2 separate regions of the Homo sapiens genome follow, and region 1 is linked to region 2. A link is a contact called in ENCODE Hi-C or POLR2A ChIA-PET data. All regions are on one chromosome and are shown on one strand. Each heading gives the region's core, a stretch centred on a gene start or an enhancer-like site at or near the end of the contact. The rest is flanking DNA. Distances are from core to core; before and after follow the strand shown.

Region 1 (6,697 bases), core at 2,918-5,417, 56 kb before region 2:
AAAACTAAAAACTTGAAAACATGTATCCAGTAAGAAAGATATAAAATGCTAACTGCATAATGTAACTGGATGAAATAATTACAGAGCAGTTAAGAAAAAATGAACTGCTGTTTTAATAGGAAAAAAATGTGCATCTTACTTATGCACGTTTTAGGGTAAAATCTTGGTTTTGAAAAAGCAAATCTGGAGCACCCTCTAGTGGAAAACTGTTAACAAAAGCTTAAAGCTTCTGTTTCTGAAATTTAATTCAATTTCCATTAAACAAGTAACTGAGACCTGGGCCAAAAAAGTGTATTACGCAGATTCTTCCTTCCAGTTTCACTCTTAAATACCCCCATCAAAACACACATACGCACACACACAAATACACACAAGGGCACTTTTCAAAGTATAACAGAAAAAGGTTTTTTACACTGTCTGATTGTTTATCAATTTCCAAAAAAAGAATCAAGTAGAACTTGTGAATATAAAATTACAGATGTAATACTACCTTTTTTTCCACTGGCAAATTCTTTTTTATTTATTTTATTTTTTATTTTATTATTATTATTATACTTTAAGTTTTAGGGTACATGTGCACAACGTGCAGGTTTGTTACATATGTATACATGTGCCATGTTGGTGTGCTGCACCCATTAACTCGTCATTTAGCATTATTTTTATATTAAAGAATTCCATTGTAGTTGTAAATGATTACAATCTGGAAAAAAATGGAATCATTTTGGTTGCTTGATTCTTGTGGTTAAAAGATTCAACCAATAAAAAAGAGCTAATGAAAATAACACATGAAAACTTCCAAATTACAATTCTCTCCAAATACACCATAATGTTTTATAAATATCCTCTGCTAAATGAGCAAATCAGCCAAGAATCTGCATGACACTCTGATTATATTCTTTTGGTCTTGGTTATTAAGGAGATTGACTGGCTTTGACACAGACATGACATCACCCATGCAAGTTCTAACAGATGATTTTTCATATGTAATAATTAAAAACTGAATATATGACATTCCAAATTATAAATTAATAGGACCATTATATTAATAGATTATTCTTGATGTATTATGTTAAATTATTATTATCACAATTTGGAGAAATACAAACAAAACAGAAAATGTTTTGAGAGACCAATTTAAAGAGTAACGTAAACATCTGCTTTCTGCAGAAAGCGGAAGAAACTTGAATTATTTAGCCCAGACAGGTTCATGGAAGAGCAGAAGTATTTATTCATCATTAATTCAACACTGATTTATTGAACACTTTAGCTAGGTGGTGTTCAAGGTCCAGAGGCATGGGGGTAACCCCAATGGACAAAGGTTCCTGCTCTCATGGAACTTGCATCCTGAAGGGGAGAAGATGATGATAAGAACTCAACAAGCTCTAGGAGAGCAAGGATTTCTGTCTCTTCTGTTAACTTTGGTATTCCCAGCATCTACTAGCTGTTCAATAAATAGTTGTTGAATTAAACAAAAAAGGTAACTTCAGCTAGTGATAAGTGCTATAAACAATACAGTAATAAGTAGAGAGCATTGGAGGAAGAGGGCAGATATGTTATTACAGATCAAGGAGTTAGAAAGGGCTTCTCTAAAGAGATGCCATTAGAACTTCAACTTAATAACTAAAGTCAGCCCTGCAAAGATCTGAATAAATAACTTTCCAGAAAGAGAAAACAACAAAGGCTCTTGTCTGAGGCAGGAGTGGTTTGACATTCAGACAAATGGCCTGCCTGGACAAGCCACAAGGCCCCAATAAAGGGTTCAGGTTTCATTCAAATTGTTTAGGCAACATATATTGTTTGCTTCAAGTGGGGTCAAAGTAGTAAAAATGAAGACAGTGGGTAACTTCATGATCTATTTTGGAGTTGAGGAGTAGACAAGATTTGCTAATAGGTTCAGTATATGAGATGAGGCCAAGAGACATGTTAAGAATGACTTTGAGGTCTAGAGCTTGAACAACTGGGTAGGTGATGTTGCTATCTATTGAAATGGAAAAATGAGGTGAGAAACAGGTTTTAGGCAGGTAGTAGAGGAAAGGACAACCTTTTACAACTGGCCATATATAATGACAATTTCAAGTAAGCAGTTCGATATTTCAATTTGAAGTTAATGAAATGGACTGAGGTAAAAAGCTGTAAGTCTGGAAGCTGTCTGCATAAAGATAAATACATAGGGCTAAAGAGTTGTCAGGACAAAGGGGACTGAGAATGATTATCCCATAGAACTCCAAGGGGAAAAGCAAATAATTAAAGGTAGATATTAAAGTGAATTAAGCACACTTTGTAAGAGAAAGGACATTTTAACAATCTAACTAGAGCTATACAGTAAGAGACTAAGCTACTTGTATCCATTATTGGCTTTCCATAAAAAGAGGCATTTTCCAGTACAGAAGTGTGGGCAAAATGACCATCTGTAGGATTACTACTAAAGCAATTCTTAAAAGGGAAAGGACTTTCCCTAAATGTTCTTCCAAGGTAACATTTAAAGGAATTTTTAAGACTCTCTGATTTATCTTCAATTACGCAACTCATCTTTTTTTTTTTTTTTTTCTAAGATGGCGTTTTGATCTTGTTGCCTAGTCTGCAGTGCAATGGTGCAATCTCGGCTCACTGCAACCTCCGCCTCCCGGGTTCAAGCGATTCTCCTGCCTCAGCCTCCTGAGTAGTTGGGATTACAGGCATGTACCACCACGCCCGGCAAATTTTGTGTGTTTAGTAGAGACGGGGTTTCTCCATGTTGGTCAGGCTGGTCTCGAACTCCCAACCTCAGGTGATCCACCCGCCTTGGCCTCCCAAAGTGCTGGGATTACGGGCGTGAGCCACCGCGCCAGGCCGCAACTTATCTTGTTAGTACATAGATTCAGGGGTAAAAACCATGGGCATATACAATGTATGTCTACTGGTAGTCATTAATTGTTACCTGTTTTTGTTAGCAAAAGGTTATCCAGGTGCCTGTCTCCAACTCCAAGTATATAGGTGATCACGCAATATCCAGCTGCAGTAACAGTTAAAAAAAATATGTGAAAACAAATGCAAACCAGGTTATACATTCTACTGAATATAAAAGCAGTTTGTGCAACTTTAATATCAATTTGTTTTCTAATGTCTCTGGTTTCTCATCTGAATTCTCAAATATGCAATCTTCATGTCTGTCACTTGAAACTCAAAGTACTATTTAAAAGAGAAAATCTTGTAGAATTCTGTTAAATTACAAAAGTCACTTGCATCAAAACTTAAGTTAGGTTCAGGAGACCTTAAATTATAACATGGGCCTAGCAATTCTAATATCAAATTGGACACAGTTAAAAGTCAACCGTCAATTATCCCATAACTCGTAACCATGTTATCTGTAAGATAACATAAGTAAATGCAGGGTTAAATTGTTTTTTAAGTCTGTGGAAAAATAATCTTGAAATGGAAGCAGATAGAAAACCAAATGCATTCATTTGAGTGGTAAAGACATTTATGAAGTTAACACAATAATCTTCTAAAGCATTAAGAAAAATTACATGATCAAGGCTAAAGGCAAAGACATTGGCTCTAGCTGTATTCTGTTATCTTTTTATTCTAAAAAAAGTCTGGAAATTTAGCATTTATTGAAACTACTTAAACAGAATTTAGCAAATAGCACCCTTTTGGAGTTTGTTTTTTTAACTATGTTTATTTCTACCATTAATAACCTGACAACAAACACAACTTGTAAACATATAAAACTATAGCAATATTTACAAAAACCTGTTTATTTCAGCCCATGTGTAAAAACAAGATGGGACCACCTGTTAATGAACTTATAACCCTGTTCAAATTCAATAAATAATAAAGTTCATTTGACTTAGGTTCTGAAGGCCATTCCAGAAGTCCAAAAGCAACTTAAGCAATGGCATAATTATTGGAAAAATAGTATTAATTAATAATAATCACAGTTACAATGTACTGAAGACTAGGCTCTTAGCTAGGCATATCATATTCATCATTTCTAACCTGTTTAATGATGCCAGTTAAGTAGATAACCATCCTTCAAATGAAAAACTTCAGGCTCCAAGAATTAATAGTATTGTTCAAAGTCACTGGGCTGGGATTTGTGTCCAATGAAATGTAAGCAAATATAGATGCAAGGAAAGCAGTTTTAAGCAAGCGGCTGACTCAGCTAGGAGGTTAGCCCTTTAGGCCTTTTCTCCTTCCTGTCTAGATTGCGACATGATGACTGTAGTTGCAGACCATAAGGAAAAGGGCAAGAGAATCACAGAGAAACACAGAGCCTTCACCTGGTCCTAATCACCTTAAATAGTTAGAACAACAGCAATTTCTTATAACTAGTTTTGTCACAAAAGAGAAAATAAACTCTTATGATTAAATCACTATAGGTACATTATGTTAACTGCAGCTAAATGCAATGATAACATTTAGTGGTCCACTGAGGAGGACTTAAAGGGTATCTAGATGAAGGGAGAATAAACTACAGCCTGATGGTCAAATCTGGTTCCCCTCAGTTTTTGTAAAGTTTATTTGAACACAGTCATACTCATTCATTTACACACTGGTTTAAGCATTACAATGGCAGGGTTGAATGGTTACACAGATCATCTGACTTGAAAAGCCTAAAATATTTACTATCTGCAAAGCTTTAGAGAAAAGTCTTACTCACCCTTGATCTAGAGCATTGCTACACAAAATGTGATCCCACAGACTGGCAGTATCACTATCACTTGAAAGCTTATTAAATATGTAAACTCTTCAGCCTTACTTCAGTCCTACTGAATCAGAATTTTTAGGGGCAGCAGCCACAATTCCATTTTAACAAGCTTTCAAAAATTACTATGCACACCAAAGGTTGAGAAGCCTTCTCTAAACTCTAGTGTATTGATGAACATAAGAATCACCTGAAAATCCTGTTAGAATGAAGATTCTGATCACAGAAGTCGGGTAAGGCCCAAGATTCTGTAATACAAACAAGCTCCCAGGTAAAGTCAATACTGTGGGTCCACAGATCACACTTTAAGTAGCACTGCTCTAAAACTGCCACAATACATGCAATTTCAAAAATGACTACAGACTCCCCATTGAAAAATAACTAAGTGACTTACTGAGGGATATTAAATTTGATATTCCTAAAGAGAAACTAAGTACAATACCCTGAGAACATATGAGAACTTAGTACACTTAGGTTCTCTAACATGTGATTCGTAGAAATCTACCTGCCACTCAAGGGTACTAAACTACCGATAATGTGCATATGAAGACAAGCGAAATTCCTACAATTTTGAAAAATAACATCACTGTACATCAGTGCAGCTGAGTTGTTCAATCCAGACCTACTTACTATTCCCATTTTTAAATTATAAATTACAGTTAGTTTTTGTCACTATTTACTTTGTTTCAAGTTTAGCTATCTCTATAGAATACTGATTCACCTGTGTTGCAACAGTTAATTCTGACCTAAAATTTTCATGTAACTGGATATACATGAATTATGCTTAATCCTAACGATAAAGCAAAATATTTCTATAAACTACTCATCATCAAATTTGAGAGTGCATTTCATTGTTATATGGAAATGCAAAAATAAGTAAGGGTCTTTTGCCCTGGCTCAGTGGATTATGGTCATAAATACGTTGGATGGTCATTCTGATAAACATGTTTAGTCAAGTGAAATATATGTATCAACATATGGCCATATTTAATAGTAAAGATGAAAATTTAGAGTGCTTCAATAGTTTAAAGTGTCAATACTCAGTAGGGCACTTTAAACAAGGCTACATCCTGAAAAATAACAACAAAACATTTGAGGTAAGAATGGGATGATCCTCAGAAACGTTGAGGAGATAACTAATACTCAGAATGATTTAAGATGACCTGAAATAAATTTGCTAGAAAATTTTTAGGGAAATTGATGTTATTCTTTAACTATACAACAATGGAAACACTATTTCTGTCCAAGAAAATCTTGTCAAAACAATGTTGTTAGTTTTTTTATTCCATGTGAGATACAAAACATCTTGAAATTGTTTTTATAAAAAAACTTTGACTTAAAGAAAAATATAAAGACAAATAGACCACTGATCCTATTTCCCTTTACTTAGTAAAGATATGTGTGTATGTGAGAATAAACAGTATTCCCACATTTAGCTGCATGATATACACTTGAGACTTTAGATAATCTGGAAAAGATGTCACCAAAACTATTATCAATTTTTTTCTTACACCCTGCAAAAACATTAAAACATTATTTTCTAAAATGAAAGTTACACAAAAACAGATTATTTTGTCATACAGGAAGCCATACAGAAAACAGAAGGCTCTTCTAGATGAAGAGAAGGCCTACCATTAAATCACTTACAGAGGAATGAATACATGTGAAATGTTGGAAAAAAGGGGAGAGATAAGATATAATGTGAATTTAACTGTCCAATAGGTAAGATAATTTAAATTGCTATTCTTTCCCCATGAAAAAGCCAGTCATATTTTCAGTAGCTCTTGGGGGGAAAATGGACCACTATACAAAAGACACAATGGTACGACATTAAGCATGTACCTGTAACATACCATTCTGATAATTTTACTAATGAGCAGAATTTTCAAATTGTAGTCAATACTGACAGGGCAAGCGTGTGTGTATGTATTTTGTGTGGAAAAAGTATTTCTTTATTAAACAGATTTATGACTTTAAAAGGTTTACAATAACTATGCTATAGTAAAAAGG
Region 2 (6,976 bases), core at 4,383-6,882:
GCTCTTCCTCTAATGCATTTCAGGGTGTCTGCTAAGGCATGTATATGATGTTGAAAATGTTTTCTCTATAATTCTCTTTTCTACGTCTTCACTGACTTTCTTTTCTTCTAATTCGTAGATGCAAGCATATCAAGAGGCAGCATGTATAAGCTTTGTGAGTCTGCACAGGTCCCCTAATCTTTCTGAGGCTCAAGTTTCCTCACCTGTAGAACAGTTACAATAATACATACATTGTGGGGTTGTTATGGGATTTAAAGAATTCCTGGTACATAGTATCTGTTTAAAAAATGCTAGCTATTATTATTATACCTTAAGAGGTACCCCTTGGCTCTCTGTTTTAAGATTTTACAGACTATTTTAAAAACTAGGAGACAAAGTTCACAATCACTGATTGTCTCATATTAAATATAAGAAAACTAAAGCTTATACAGGCAAAGTAATTTGCCTGTAGTCAAAAAGCTTCTTAGGGGCAACAGTAAGACTCAAGACTAAGTGTCCAAAGACTTCAGGTTAGTGATGACTACTTTACCACAATTCTCTCTCCAGAAACCTTATCCACTCCATGGTTTTATTACAGGAAGCAAATGTCTAGCTTTGAGCTTTGACCTACCCGTTATCCTGTATGCCAACCTGTATGCTACTCCACCAACTGAATTCCCACATCTCAAATTATATTTCTCATACTCTCTCTCCAGCCACATCTCGTCTAGAATTCTGTAGTTTCGTTATTATAAAAGCATACGTATTTTCCTAGTCACCCAGGTTCAAAGAGGTAAGAAGAAGAGAACCAGCATTTACTCTGCACCTACTATGCACCAGATACTCTACCAGGTTACTTACCTGTATTATCTTACTTGTGAAGGAGAACTGTCGCCATTAGAATAATAAGGACACCATGCTGCCAAAGTAAGTTGCCTCATCCTACCAAACAAACGTAAAATGTACTTCTGGAAAACGAACCCAAGTCTCTCTGACTTCAAAACCCATTCAGACATTGTCTATGAGTCAACAAACAGGTACAGGTGTCTTTGTATGCAGAATTTCATAATTTTTTTAAAAAATGGAGTCTCATATATACTGCTCTGTAACTTTTCTTTAAAGTGACAATAACAATTTCCATGGCATTTTCCTCATCTTGATCATTAATAACAAAGTTGGTAGATAAATTTGATATATGAAAATATTCAAGACACTCACTTTTTCTTGATTCGTAAGATAATATCTAAACTTCCAAACAAGATCTTGTTCTTCATATGTAAGTTGCTTGGTTGGTGGATAACTCACAATAATCTAAAACAAAAAAAGAAAAAGAACTAATTTTGTCAACAATACATGTCCTATATATTTCCATTTCACTTAATATTTTTCATTTATTTAAATAATTCTATACTACAATTATTACACAAGCAAGGAAAATGTAAACTCAGTCAAGTAGGCCTTAAATTTGTTATAATTATGTGTCCAAAATGCAGTTTAAAGGAGAAGAAAAGAAGATAAAGTCATATTCCATAGGAAAATATTTAACTGGAGAGTTCATTTAATTCAACCAGAAACAAAACCTAGCAAAATAACAACGTCTTCTACCAGAAAAAGGAAAAATGTGCACACAATAAACTCTTTTAAAGTCAATGCATACAACAAGGCATGTGTACACACTAAGTCCTCTCAGGCAATGTCTTAGGGCCAGCTTCTAAGAATACTACTGACATGAAAGTATACAGTATATGCAGTTCTGTCTCCAGAGATAACACATTTATGGAAAGCCCCAAATGATAACAGAACTGCTGATCTGTGAAATTATGAACATGATGTAGGATTCATCAACCTGGAGAAAATGTGCATCTAAATAATTTTTAAGTGAGGTGATAGCTATCAGTTTCAACCAGAACACCCATTTAACTATTTTTAAATTAATATTTCATAATTCTCTTACATTTAACTGATCTCTCGTGGCAGCATTGGGTTTCAGATCGTGGTCAGAAGGTCCACTTCTTAAACTCCGGGCAAGCTTGTGGTGTTTGCTCTCAACTAAATTCTCCTACAAATTATTTTAAAATATTGACAATGTAAACTTCACCAAAAGGAAATTTCAAAAGCTATTCATAAATAGAAAAGGTACTTAGGAGCATTTAATAATATCTAATGTTTTGTTCTGATACAACTTTAGCAGTCTTCTACATATCTTAAAAATATGTATCCTTCTCAAGACTGGGAAACTAAGTATGCCTTAAACTCCACTAGTCCCATAATACACACGTCATTACAGCTTCTTAAAACATCGTCCCTTCACTCTCCACATATTCAAGGTTTCCATATCCTCTAACCAATCAAATATCACCATCACTGTAAAATCTTCCCTGACAACATAGACTAAAGCATTCCTTCCTCCTGTCAGCTACTAATGACCTTGTGATGTCACTGTATTATCATCTTAGCAGTTATTTAAGCTATCAGTTACTGAGGGCAAGGACAATAATCACAACGCTTGAATATACACATCTGGTGCTATTTTACCCATGGACAAAATTATTAGTTTTAACCATACTGTCATTGCCTAAAACAAGATATAAATTTATATTATTTATTTTTTATTGCATGTGTGAATTGTCTATGTCATATTCCTAATTTTTTTAATGGCTTTATGGTCCTTTGTCCTTCATTTTTAAGAGTTCTTTATGTATCAGCCTTAATATATCTGTAATGTATGTAGTTAAGTATTTTCTCCCAGTTTGTTAACTGTCTTTTGGCTTTGTTGGTCTCTTCAGCCATGTAATTTTTAAAATGTAGTTAAATTTATCAATCATTTATTTTATTGCCTCTGGATTCTGAGTCACAGTTAAAAAGTCTTTCCCTACACTGACAGTAAAATACTAGTGTGGTTTCTTTTTTTGAGACAGGATCTTGCTCTGTTGACCAAACTGGAGCACACTGGCATGAATATAGCTCACTGCAGCCTTGACCTCCTGAGTTCAAGCAATCCTCCTACCTCAACCTCCCAAGTAGCTGGGACTACAGGTACGTGCCACTACCTGGCTAATTTATTTTATTTTTTTGTAGAGATGGGGTCTCCCTCAGTTTCCCTGACTGGTCTAGAATTCATGGGCTCAAGTGATCCTCCTGCCTTGGCCTCTCAAAAGTGTTAAGATTACAAGCATGAGCCACCATGTTTGGCCTAGTTTCATTTCCTAACATTTAGATTACAGATCCATTTGGAGTTTATTCCTATGTATGGCATGAGTTATGGATATAATTTTATTATTTTTTTCCAAATTAATTCCATTCCTCAGTATTATGACTTAGTGAAGAAATGCCACCTATATCATATACTAGATTTCCATGCATACTTGGATGTATTTCTGGGCTTTTAATTCTGTTCAACCAGTATATTGGTTTACACATGTGTGTCACTACCACATTATTGTAATTATAGTCTGTTTTATTGTCAGATACAGCTGTATATCATCTCAGTCCCACCCAAAGTTTACATTTAAAATGTGTTTCTGCATTTAACAAATAACTATAACTGCAGGCTGAACTGAATTTCTTCATACTTAGTGTGTGCTCTGAATATCAAAAGTGTAAAATATAATTTGATTTTATACTGAAAATTCAGTGCCAATTTGGGATTAACTGGATTCTACTATACTATGCATAGGAACTATCAAGGTCTTTAGAATGTTCCTACCAGATCCGCAAGTGGCCTTTTCTTTTTAACTTTTTATACTCTACTTTCCCTGCTGCCCATCTCTTCCTTTGATATTAGGCCATCAGCCGTTCCTGCTTTCATGACCTGTACTTATCTCAATCATCATGTTTTCATCATCCAATGTCCCAATTTTAATCCACTTTGGTCTGATGAGGAAGGTAACTAATCTAATTAGAAATGTATAAAATTAGAACAAAAAGAGTTGGAATGATGTAAATGAGCTGTAACTGCAAAAATCATGGTAACTATCGTGCTGCTAAAAGGATTTTGTGCCTACAAGTTTGTAATTCTAAAGTCATCTAATTAAACCTCTTTTGCATTGTATGAATTCTTATCCTCATATCCCTGAAAGCTATCATCTCAAAAATTCGTTAATAAGAAGGTATCCCACCATCATCCAAGTTACCACGTTCCAAATTGAACAGTTCTAGGGCTACAGCAATCTTCCCTATTTTCCAACAAATTGGTCTCCCTAAAACTTTCACGCATTCATCCTGGTTATAGAATCCTCCTGTAACAGGCAAATTCTCCTTCTGTATGATGGCAATCTTTCAAATACCAGTTCTGCCAAGTCTTCACTTCAAGATTATATACCCCCAACCTGAAGAAAAAAAAAAAGAGTATACTGCCTAGCTCTTTCAGCAATTCAAACAAAGTGGATGCCCAACCCTACTCTACCCTTACCTTAGTTTTAAGATGTTAATATTCCTCATAAAATTCCATCAGAAACAGTGCCTAGATGCTAAAGTGAATTTATGAATCACTTTTAGGTAACGGAGGCAGTTATATATTACTTTGTTTAAAGAAAGTACATGATGTGGCTAACTCACAATTACTCTGAAGAAAAGTACTTTCATAAAAAAATTGCACAATAACTTACCATAGACATCTGGGGGTCAGGAACTTTCACTAATTCAAAACTTGTTAAAATTGGAGATGATTCATCACCGTCCTAGATTACAGAGCAATAATTTTTTAAAAAAAGAAATTTAATACAATAGGAAGCAGTATATGATGTACACATCAATGTATTTTAATTCTATTTGATGAACATCATTCTTCCCTTTAAAGAAATCCTTATCTTCTTCTAACAATATTATAAAATGCATGTCCACTTTGTACCTCTCCTTGGTTGATTATGAAATTGTTTTGAGAAAAACTCTAACAAAATTCTTACTAAAGTTTTAGAGGTATGAGGTCTGGAAATTAGATTGTTTCGAGTTGTTCCTTTTTTTTAAACTTCGTTCATATAATGACAGTGGATTTTTAAAAACGTGCTAATTTTCAAACTCAGAACAAGAAACCACAGACTATATGTAAAATGTGGCACAATGGATGTGTTGCATCATTTGCAAAAACTAAGTGGATGTTGGTAATTTTTCAAGGTATCATAATGGAGATCCATTCAAAGAAGCAGAATTTTAAGTGTAGGGTTAATATTACTCAAATTTACACACAGCTAGAGAATCAACAACGTTGTTTCTCAAAGGGACACCTGCTCAACATAATCTAAACTTGAATAATAAAATCAATCAATCAGTTTTTCAGAAATAAAGCCATCCTATTTTGTTGGTATTATCACCTTTGAAGAATGTTGGCTTTTATTTTTCTCCAATGTGAGAAAGGTAATTCAACATAAAAATGTCACTGCCAAATATACTGGAAAAAGGCTAAACTAATTAAGGTCAAAATTCACTTTCTCATGACTGTATATTTAGCATCAAGCTTTTCTGTCAATTTCCAAATGCTAGTATGTTTTCAATTTTAAATATGGGCAACAAACTCAAGAGAGACTGAAAGCGGGGAAGCACTGTAACTTTACTTCAGTTCAGTAATTGAGTCTTACAGAAAACCACAAATTCCCACAGCCGTTGTTTAACAGGCTTGTTCTCAGTCACAACACCAGAAAACACATTTATCAGCCTAGCTGTGACAAGTAATCTTCACTAAGGCTATCTGTCACAAGACAGGTGACAAGAAAGTCTATTTCCATTAGATTCAATACACTGGCCCAGCAATCTTTACACTAAGTGGAAATATGACAGGGTGGGTAGACAGGCATTAATTTATGAGCAATTTTCAGGAAGTGGTAGAAAGGGGTCAAGAACCTTTTCAAAAATACTTGAAATTCTTCTAATTTCTATTCTGTTATTATTTCATCTGCTATCAAGCTGTCTTTCAAAGGATCCTTCACATCTCCAGTGTTTGAAAGTACCATCTCCATTAGCATGTTTTTGCAATACAAACTCTATATGGGCAGAAAATACTGCCTTTAATGAAATGACATATAGTTTAAAATGTAAAATATGATTTTATTAAAATGCACTGGTGACAGAACAGTTTCACTCACATTTCCCTTGTTTTGATGTATTTTTTCTAATAAATTAATAAACAATGTTAAATAATCTATCCAAGGAGTACCATTTATAAAATAAAAGGCAGAAACAAGTTAACACTTCCTAGTCTTTCACTAACGTGAAAGGGATATGAGTTAAAGACAAAAATATGAACAGTAACTTGAAAAAAGATCATAAATAAACTGTAAAAACTCAAACCTTCATTATGAAAACCTTTCAAATAGTAATTTATAAAAGTATACATATTTTAAAAATCACTTGTGACAGCTTTAATAAACAACAATAAAATGTAAATTTAATTTAAAAGGACTGCTTCTAATGAACAAATACACTGCATATCAGCTTGGTCATATGCTAGAAGAAATATTAATCTACTACTATGCCATGTATCAAAAGTCTGTCATCATTTATGCTGATTTAACATTTGTTGACTATTAACACAATAATAGAAGATACTTTATGTGGTTTCAAACTATGCATACATTTTTTTTTATATTTATTTTAAATAAAGATGGAGTCTCGCCATGTTGCCCAGGCGGGTCTCAAACTCCTGGGCTCAAGTAATCTTCCCACGCAGCCAACCACAGTGCTGGAATTACAGGCATGAGCCACCACACCTGGCCTGCATACAATTATTTTCTGTAGTACTTAAATATATAATTATTTCTGTAGTACTTAAATGAAGCACCTTCTACAAGCATTTAAGGAAGATACTTTCAAGTAGGTACATAATAAACACAGAACTACTTTCTGTAGCATAATGGGCAGAACAAAGCAAATCTATAACTGCATATTTGTTATTACCCAGCCTGATGGTAAAATTGTCTTAATTTTGCATCTATTGTACAAATGGACATTTCTGAAGTATTTCATAAGTATACTTCAGTGAGGGCCACATATAGACATTACACAT

The links. Hi-C counts contacts between places; a loop is a spot of excess contacts on that map. ChIA-PET counts read pairs that join two places held with the same protein, here RNA polymerase II (POLR2A). Pooled maps may share reads with other maps.
Region 1: a map of esophagus muscularis mucosa shows a loop between it and region 2 (4-fold over the local background). The contact joins two enhancer-like sites. A Hi-C loop is called at or near these places in 4 of 168 maps with a recorded cell type or tissue (CD4-positive, alpha-beta T cell, esophagus muscularis mucosa, heart right ventricle and 1 more) and 1 of 50 pooled maps. POLR2A ChIA-PET finds 5 or more read pairs at or near these places in 2 of 52 experiments (MCF 10A and WTC11).

Annotation. Positions count from the first base shown.
Region 1 is chr18:42,045,826-42,052,522 of GRCh38, reverse strand. It overlaps PIK3C3 (phosphatidylinositol 3-kinase catalytic subunit type 3), which reads right to left. Exons shown (of 25, transcript NM_002647.4): 21 at 2,918-2,992. Among named protein-coding and RNA genes, the nearest start is that of PIK3C3, 94 kb to the right of the region's middle. Within about 2 kb of position 4,167, at least 3 of the 41 ENCODE cell types and tissues checked have a DNase peak (open chromatin) inside an H3K27ac peak, as active enhancers do.
Region 2 is chr18:41,990,952-41,997,927 of GRCh38, reverse strand. PIK3C3 (phosphatidylinositol 3-kinase catalytic subunit type 3) reads right to left here. Exons shown (of 25, transcript NM_002647.4): 7 at 4,587-4,658; 8 at 1,934-2,038; 9 at 1,198-1,290. Among named protein-coding and RNA genes, the nearest start is that of PIK3C3, 39 kb to the right of the region's middle. Within about 2 kb of position 5,632, at least 2 of the 41 ENCODE cell types and tissues checked have a DNase peak (open chromatin) inside an H3K27ac peak, as active enhancers do.